Linked DNA regions of Homo sapiens: region 2 is linked to region 1. A link is a contact called in ENCODE Hi-C or POLR2A ChIA-PET data. All regions are on one chromosome and are shown on one strand. Each heading gives the region's core, a stretch centred on a gene start or an enhancer-like site at or near the end of the contact. The rest is flanking DNA. Distances are from core to core; before and after follow the strand shown. Region 1 overlaps LOC105375199 (a long non-coding RNA gene). Region 2 overlaps NFE2L3 (NFE2 like bZIP transcription factor 3).

Region 1 (4,227 bases), core at 1,217-3,716:
TTTTTTTTTTTTTTTTTGCTATGTTGCTCAGGCTGGAGTGCAGTGGCGCGATCTCGGCTCATTGCAGCCTCTGCCTTCCGGGTTCAAGCGATTCTCGTGCCTCAGCGTCCCGAGTAGCTGGGATTGTAGGTGCACACCACAATGCCTGGCTAATTTTTGTATTCTTTGTAGAGATGGGGTTTCACCATGTTGGTCAGGCTGGTCTCAAACTCCTGGCCTGAAGCATTTCACCCATCTCAGCCTCCCAAAGTGTTGGGATTACAGGCGCCTGCCACCACGCCCAGCTAATTTTTGTATTTTTAGTATAGACAGGGTTTTGCCATGTTGGCTAGGCTGGTCTCAAATTCTGGACCTCAGGTGATCTGCCCACCTCAGCCTCCCAAAGTGCTGGGATTACAGGTGTGAGCCACTGCGCCTGGCTGCTCTTACTTCTTGTGCCAACTCAACTCTGGAGTGGTCTTCCCCACTAATTTTCTGGTCCTTCCAAATTGAGCCCAAGTCACTGCTCCAGGTCCCTCCTCTCCTGCCTGGCTCCTACTGCTCCCTCCCATCTCTCCCTCCTCTGCAAGCTCATTGAGCTTATCTCTTGACTCACGCATTAGTGCTGTTGATTGGAAGCCAGCTGTACATTATTTTTGCCTCGCTCAAGGATCTCTGAGAAGGAACACTGGTCCTGCAATTGTTAGCCTTTGCTTTATCTTCATTCTTGTTTTTTCAGGTGCAGTGAGGCCTTGGGAAACAGCCTGCTTAGCCCAGAGGTAGAGGAGAGGGTTTCATCCATTCACTCATTCAGCAAATATTTATGGAGCACAAATGACATGCTTGGCATAGAGGCATATATCATTCCTTCCCAACGGGAGCTCTGTCTTCTTGAGATGACACTGCAATACACATGAAGTTCTAACTTGGCACTCTGTGTGAAAGGGAGTTGTATAGGAATGAGCATGGTTTTGGAGGGAGCCTCGCTGGCATTGAATGCTGGCTCAGCCACTAACTGGTTGTGTGACCTTGGATGGTTAGCTTAACCTCTTAGAAACTCAGTTTCCTCATCTGTAAAATTGAGTGATGGCCTGCTCTTCCCAGAGTTGTTATTTTCTATTGCTCTTGGGCACCCACTTGGCTGGGTAGCCTAAGGATGGGTGGGTGGAGGTGGAGGGGTCAGGTCCCTCAACTTGCCACTGATGGGATCTTACTTTCTTCAGGCCTTGAGATCTCAGTGTGAAATAGCTGTCTCTGGGATAGGTGCTCAGTTTTCCAGCCTCTTCCCTTGCCATCCTCTCCAAGCGGTGTCTAGGGCTGATGCAGTAGTTCTCAACCTACTACAGTGTTTGTCTTCAGGGGACATTTGGTGTCCCGAGGTGTTTTTGATGATCACTACTGAAGAGGGGAGGGGAGTGCTACTGGCATCTGGTGGGTAGGGGGCAGGGATACTGCTAAACATTCTACAATGTGTAGGCAGCCTCCATCAGTGAAGAATTATCTGGTCCAAACGTCAATAGTGCTGAGGTGACCACAGAGTAGTAGATCTCATGACAGGGATCTTATTGCTGCAGTCCATGGAGCTGGTGCAGCTTCTCTCCCGTTTACCTGGCTCTCCACCTTAGCTCTCCCTAGCAATGCAGACCTTTTTGAATTTCAGCTTTGACCTGTAACTGACCTGTCTGGTAGAGTTGCCTCACCCCTTATCACCTTATCTCCTGGACTCTCCACTCCCCTTTGCTCCATAGGAACCAGTGTTGGTGAGGGACACTTACTCAGGACTCTTCCCTACCTGACTTACACTGGGCTGCCACTTCCACCCCGCTGTGCCTACCCTGTACTGGCAGGGTGACGCCCAGGACTGGAGTCACCTCCTGCAGTTCCCAATGAAGAGCAGAGTATCAAGATCCCTCACCTTCCAGCCTTCCCCCAATCCAGCTGAAGCCCGGCTCCACCCCGTACCAGGATTCCCATCCAGAGGTGGATGAGGGGGCAGGATTCAGGGTCCAACTGTCTGCTGCCATCCATCAGCCCATCCTTCATCGGCTCCATCTTCTTCCTCTTGGACCCGAGAGGCTTGCTTTGACTTCCCATCCTGCCTGGCTCGTATTCTTGTCCATCCAGAATGGCATTTCTTCTCCCTCTTCCCTGGAGCTATGGAATGTGTGCAGGGAATGTGACTAGGGCGTGGGATGAAAAAACACACCACTCATAGTTTCCAAATATTATTCCTGTTACACAGTCTACGTGGCATATATTCTCCCAGGCTTCCTAGCACAGGCGAGACCATGAGACCGTGGAGTGCCTTCGGTGAGAATTATCATTTCTCTCACTCTGGGAACACAGCAAAGGAAGTGATAGAGAGATAGGATGGCAGCTTCTCAACATATGTCTGTGAATGTATCATTCCTCAGTTTCTCCAGGAAACTCTTTCTTCACTTCCCTGAGTTAGGGCGGTGCCCCTGATGACGTCACGTGGGCCTTTCCAAGACTTTGAGCAGCAGCAGGTCAGGTCAGCACCTGTGCACTGTTTGCCTGGTTTATCTTGTTTTCTATGGGAAAAGCTGCAGCTGTTAACTCTTAATAAAGAGTTAACAGCAGTCACCTCATGACAGAGGTTGAGACTTTGGCCATGTGTTTTATTTAATAACAGTGCTCTACTCTGCTTCTGCCAAGCTATCTTTGGGAAACGTGTCTCAAGCATTGTGCTAATCTTACTGTGAACTCTTGAAATCTTAAAATAAGAAAAGATATACACATATATATCTCTTAAGAAAACATTATTTCATTACACTATAATTTTTGATTTCAGTAATTATGATTTGGCAAATTTATTTTTATCTTGCAAGTGGCAAAATGCAATTAAATGATATCAAGTGTAAAAGAGAAATAATGACGTTTTCTTTCCATAAATCATTTGAAAAAACTGTAGGACTTTATATTCTTTTAATAGTTTTTGCAATTTAAGCCTCGTGTTTATACCACTTTATGAAGGTGATTTTTTTAAAAGCATAAGTTTGTTTTACTATAAATTATAATTCTGTAAACATCAGAAATGCAAACTTGTGGACTTCTGTTCATGTTTATATGTCAACATACTTAAGTGCCAGCAGAAGTTCTGTGATCAATAAGACACAATTTATATGCATTATTTTGAAGCGTCCTTGGCTGGAAATGTTGGTTGGCAATATCCAAATTATGGCTGAATATGAACGATGATAATCAATAAGAAGGGTAACATCAATATGGCTGTGGTGGCAAGCTCTGTTTCAGCAGGGGAAGTAAAGCAGCTATTGATTTGAATGAAGCAGATAAACCTAACCATAATTTTAAGTAGACTGGTGGGTCCAACTGAGAGTTTTATGATGCTAAAATTAACCCTTGTGTTGCTAGGGGCATGTAATTGCTGCTAGCAGTCTTGTGTGATTTTGTGTAAAGTTTGCCCCTACAGTAAATTTAGACCCAATGAAATAGCTGAAGTATTTTGTTTGCATTTGGAGTTAACAAATAAAATATACCAGACTTTTATTCTGATATCTAGTAATGTCAATCAAGAAGATAAACCAATGCAATTTATTAAATATCTTGAATTTAGGTTGCGTTTTAATCTTAGGTCAATGATTTCCATCTCTGACTGCTATTACCTGGAGAACTTGAAAAACAAAACTAAGCAGCAGACCCATTGAATCAGTCTCTCTGGGTCCTGGGCATGGGTATTTTAAAAAATAAACGATGATTTTGATATGCATCAGGGATTAGAACTTCTGACAAATAATCTTGTGAAGGAAAGCTTTAAGTAGTTCAACTAGTTTGCAATCCAATTAGTTTCTATTATAGTTTAATTTTAGCTGAAGTACAGGTAGTCTTTTTTATTTTTTTTTAAAAAAAGCAATCTGTGTAAGATCAAAGGCGGGTGTAACTTAGATATCCTCAGGGTGTCTGTGGCATTCACAACAATGGGTGAGCCTCATGATGGTCACCTGGAAATATTTCAGTTGATCAATCCATCAAGATGGTGAGGATCTGTGTTCTCAGTGAGCCCTTTCCTCCTCATGAGGTTGGAGTCGCTTCTGAGGGATTCCCTGAAAGAGCTAAAAGACTGTGAGTATAAGGTATTAAAAAAAAAAAAAAGAAAGAAAGAAAAAAGAAAAGACTGTGAGTATAAGGTATTAAAAAAAAAAAAAAGAAAGAAAGAAAAAAGAAAAGACTGTGAGTATAACGAATCAGGTTTTGCATCTCATTCCTGCC
Region 2 (4,227 bases), core at 634-3,133, 180 kb before region 1:
CTGACTGGATTTTCTTAAAAAGTCTAATGTTACAATCTTGTAATTTGCTACTTTATAATAAGATGCAACTCATCCTAGCGGTTGGTAATCACATTGTGGAGGGTCAGGGATAATAAACTACAGTGAAGTAGTCTGGAGGAGAGAGGCTGTTTAAATGCCTCTAAGCGCTAAAACTACAAGGCTATTGTGAATATTGCTGCAATAAACATGGGGGTGCAGGTGTCCCTTTGATACACTGATTTCCTTTCCTTTGGATAAATACCTGATAATTCTTTTAGTTTTTTGAGAAATCTCCACGCTGTTTTCCATGACTAGTCTAAATTTGATTATACCTTTGGGATTATTTGGAAAGAGGAATGCTATACATATTTGGTTAATTCTAAGCTGAAGTGCTTCTGTAAAAATAAGCATTACTTTAAACTGCTGTGTCATCCAAGTAAAGGAGTTGTATTTGTTCACCAAAAGGTCAGTGCAGATATGTTCCTGCGAGGATAAAAGCCAAAGTTCCAATTACCTCCAGTGAATTTTCAGGCTGTGATGAAAGCAACTGGAATAAGTCTTCCAGAGAGAAAGAAGTATCTGTCCCATTCAGATGTCTCTGTAGAGAAACACAAAAAGTGCATCTTTCACATAAAAGACTGAACTGGTTGGGGCTTTAGGCTTTATCTTTAAAGGATCACCAGGTATTATTTCCACACTGGATTTTTATGCTATTATGTTCCTTGGTTGGAAGTTCTACTTTTTATTATATTTTGAGACGGATCTCACTCTGGCCCAGAATGGAGTGCAGTGGTGCAATCTCGGCTCACTACACCCTCTGCCTCCCAGGTTCAAAGGATTCTCCTGCCTTAGCCTCCGGAGTAGCTGGGATTACAGCTGTGCACCACCACGTCTGGCTAATTTTTGTATTTTTAGTAGAGACAGGGTTTCACCATGTTGGCCAAGTTGGTCTCGAACTTTTGACCGCAAGTGATCCACCCACCTAGGCCTCCCAAAGTGCTGGGATTACAGACGTGAGCCACTGCAGCTGACCTATTTCTCTGATTATGGTACTCAGTATTTCAACATGCATACTTAAAAGTCCAAAGCTAATCAGTATTTCTATTCCTACCATAAACAACTTCCATGTAATTTTTGGCTAATTGTTAGTTTCAGCTTATTTTGCCCCTCCATAGCCAGCCCTCCCAGTTGGTTACACAATTATATAATTTTGGCCAGGTGTGGTGGCTCACGCTTGTAATCCCAGCACTTTGGGAGGCCAAAGCAGGCAGATCGCCTGAGCCCAGGAGTTGGAGACCAGCTTGGGCAACACAACAAGACCGTTTCTACAAATTAAATTAGCTGGGTGTGGTGGTGTGCACCTGTGGTCCCAGCTACTCCGGGATGGTGAGGCAGGAGGACTGCCTGAGTCCAGGAGGTTGAGGCTGCAGTGAGTCGTGACAGCGCTGCCACACTCCAGCCTAACAGAATGAGATCTCGTCTCAAAAAATATTTTTACAGTCAATACTTATTTACATTTACTCCAATTTGTTTTTTTAAAACCAATTTATCGATGCTTCATCTCACTCCTGGCCTTTATGCTTTAGCCTCTTTCTAGTTGAAAGAACTCTTCAGAGTTCTTTTTAGAGAGGACCTGAGCAGTAAACCCAGTTTTTGTTACATGGAATTATTTTGAGACAGTCTTGTCCTGTCGCCCAGGCTGGAGAGCACTGGTGAGATCTCAGCTCACTGCAATCTCCGCCTCCTGGGTTCAAGTGATTGATTCTTGTGTGTCAGCCTCCCGAATAGCTGGGACTACAGGCATGTGTCACTGCGCCTGGCCAATTTTTATATTTTTAGTAGAGCTGGCGTTTTGCCATGTTGGCCAGGCTTGTCTTGAACTACTGACCACAGGTGATCCACCTGCCTTGGCCTCACAAAGAGTTGGGATTACAGGCATGAGACACCATGCCCGGCCTACATGGAATTATTTTGCCTTCATGCTTAAATGATGAGTTAACTGGTAAAAATATAAGGTTTAATGTTTTCCCTCAGTACTCTGTCTTATGGCATTTATTACTACTGGTAAGTTTGCTCTCAGTGTTATTTATAATGAAACTTTTCTATCTCAGGTAATTTAAAAAATGTTTCTTCTTAGTTCTTGACGTTCTGTTTCAATCTGGTATGTCTAGGACTTAATTTGTTTTCGTTAGGAGCTCTGTGTAGTCCTTTAATCTGAGGACTTTTCTGGAAATATTTTGCCATAAACTCATTTTAAATATTGCTTATCTTTCATATTTTATAGTTTCTTCTGGGACTCCTATTAGAAGTAACTTAGATTTTTCTCTTCTATCATTGTCTCAATTTTGCTTTCATATTTTGCATCTTCTCTGGTATATTCTAGATAATTTTCTTAGATCTTTCTTCCAACTTACCCTTTTCCTTAGCTGTTCACATCACTTCCACTGAATTTTCAATGAAAATGACTTTTTTCATATCTAGAATTTCATTTGGGCTCTTTTCTAGATCTTTTTCTTTTTTCATGATAGTCTGTTCTTGCCTTATAGATTCTGTTCCTATGAACAATTTAAACACTGATTTAGAGTCTTTTTCAGAGGACTAGGAATCCTGACTTTTGCATATGCTGACTCATGGCTATTTATGTCATTTTTAATTCTTAAAAGGTGAGCATTTTGGGGAGCAGTTTTGCATTTTTCTTTTCAAGAACCAGTGTTTATATCATTTTCCAGACTGTACTTTCTCTTGGCCGAGGATTCTTGATGGTGATGGTAGTGTGCATTCAGATCTTATATCTAGCTTTGGGGCCCCCACTGGGGTTCTGATTTCTAAAGGGTAGCTAGAATTGTACCAGTCCCCATTTCCTAGATATTCTTCCAGAGTTGTCATCTGGAAGAATGGAAATGCCAGTGATTCACTGGTCTAACTCATTTCTGTTTTATTTCAACAAGCTTTAAAAGCACCTACTAAGTAATAGCCCAATAAAAGAACAGAAATATCTTGTCAGAGCTACTATAAGAAATGTGGCTGGGTGCAGTGGCTCACACCTGTAATCCCAGCACTTTGGGAGGCCAAAGTGGGCAGATTGCTTGAGCCCAGGAATTTGAGACCAGCCTGAGCAACATGGTGAAACCCCACTTCTACTGAAAATACAAAAAATTAGCTGGGCATGGTGGTGTGCACCTATAGCCCCAGTTACTTGGGAGGCTGAAGTGGGAGATCACCTGAGCCCAGGAGGTTTAGGCTGCAGTGAGCCATGACAGCGCCACTGCACTTTAGCCTGGGTGACAGAGTGAGATCCTGTCTCCCCCGCCGCCTTCCTCAAAAAAAAAAAAAGTGTTAAGTACACGAAGATGTGACGTAAATGCTCAGGCTAGGAACATGGAGATAACACAATGAGGAACCAAGCCTGATAAGAATTAGGCACAAATGCCTGGCTTTGAATGATTAATATGTTTCTGAAAAGTTTTGTCCAAATTGATGTTTGTCCTATGTCAAATTACATTTTAAATTCTCTCCAAGGAAGCTCCCTACTTCATTTGTCTCCTCATTAATATTTAGTAAGTGCCTAGTCTGTGCCTAGCAGTGAATTAGTTTGTTACAGTTCTTGCTTTTCTGGGAAGCCCAGTGAGGGAGTAAAGACGAAGACATACCTGGGAGAAAGGCAATATACAATTCAGTGTTAAATAAGTGAAAGACTAGTGAAAACATCTTTTCCCTCAAACAGAGCTGTGAATACTCAGGGAAGTGGGCAGAAATGTTGTCCTCTTCAACATATATATGGTTCTGTCAGTATTTTAATATAAAAGTCCATGGGTAATGATTTGACAATACAGTATGTATGCTGTGGGGAGAGTGGTAAAACCATACAATGCATCCATTAATTAGGAAATAGATAAGTCAGAGGAGCTGGGGAGAATACCAGCTGGGAAAAAAGAACAGGCAGTTGCCAAATGCCAGGTTGCAATTGAGGGTTACAAAAGGGTTAAAGCTCCACTGGTCAGAGTGAAAATGGGAGGGTTCCTTGGGGTGTGCTCTCTACCCCCTCCCCTTCATCTGAAGAATGTCAAAAAGGGCCTCAAGGAGACCACTTAGAACTCAGTGTGTGTTTTCCGCAGTTTGGGGACACAGAAGCTTAGTGTCCTGTTTTTGCCTGGGAAATATAAACGATGAGAAACCATGCAAGAGCCATAGTTAGGGAACTGGAAAAGGGTCTAAGGGCATGTTTCC

The links. A loop is a pair of places that touch in the nucleus more often than their neighbours do. ChIA-PET counts read pairs that join two places held with the same protein, here RNA polymerase II (POLR2A).
Region 2: a map of Caco-2 shows a loop between it and region 1 (2.3-fold over the local background). The contact joins two enhancer-like sites. A Hi-C loop is called at or near these places in 1 of 168 maps with a recorded cell type or tissue (Caco-2). POLR2A ChIA-PET finds 5 or more read pairs at or near these places in 4 of 52 experiments (CD8-positive, alpha-beta memory T cell, H1, OCI-LY7 and 1 more).

The regions. Positions count from the first base shown.
Region 1 is chr7:26,004,135-26,008,361 of GRCh38, reverse strand. The region is part of intron 6 of LOC105375199 (a long non-coding RNA gene); the gene reads left to right. Among named protein-coding and RNA genes, the nearest start is that of MIR148A, 56 kb to the right of the region's middle. Within about 2 kb of position 2,466, at least 3 of the 41 ENCODE cell types and tissues checked have a DNase peak (open chromatin) inside an H3K27ac peak, as active enhancers do.
Region 2 is chr7:26,180,072-26,184,298 of GRCh38, reverse strand. NFE2L3 (NFE2 like bZIP transcription factor 3) reads right to left here. Exons shown (of 4, transcript NM_004289.7): 3 at 515-598. Among named protein-coding and RNA genes, the nearest start is that of HNRNPA2B1, 19 kb to the left of the region's middle. RefSeq lists an enhancer at 3,196-3,490. Within about 2 kb of position 1,883, at least 4 of the 41 ENCODE cell types and tissues checked have a DNase peak (open chromatin) inside an H3K27ac peak, as active enhancers do.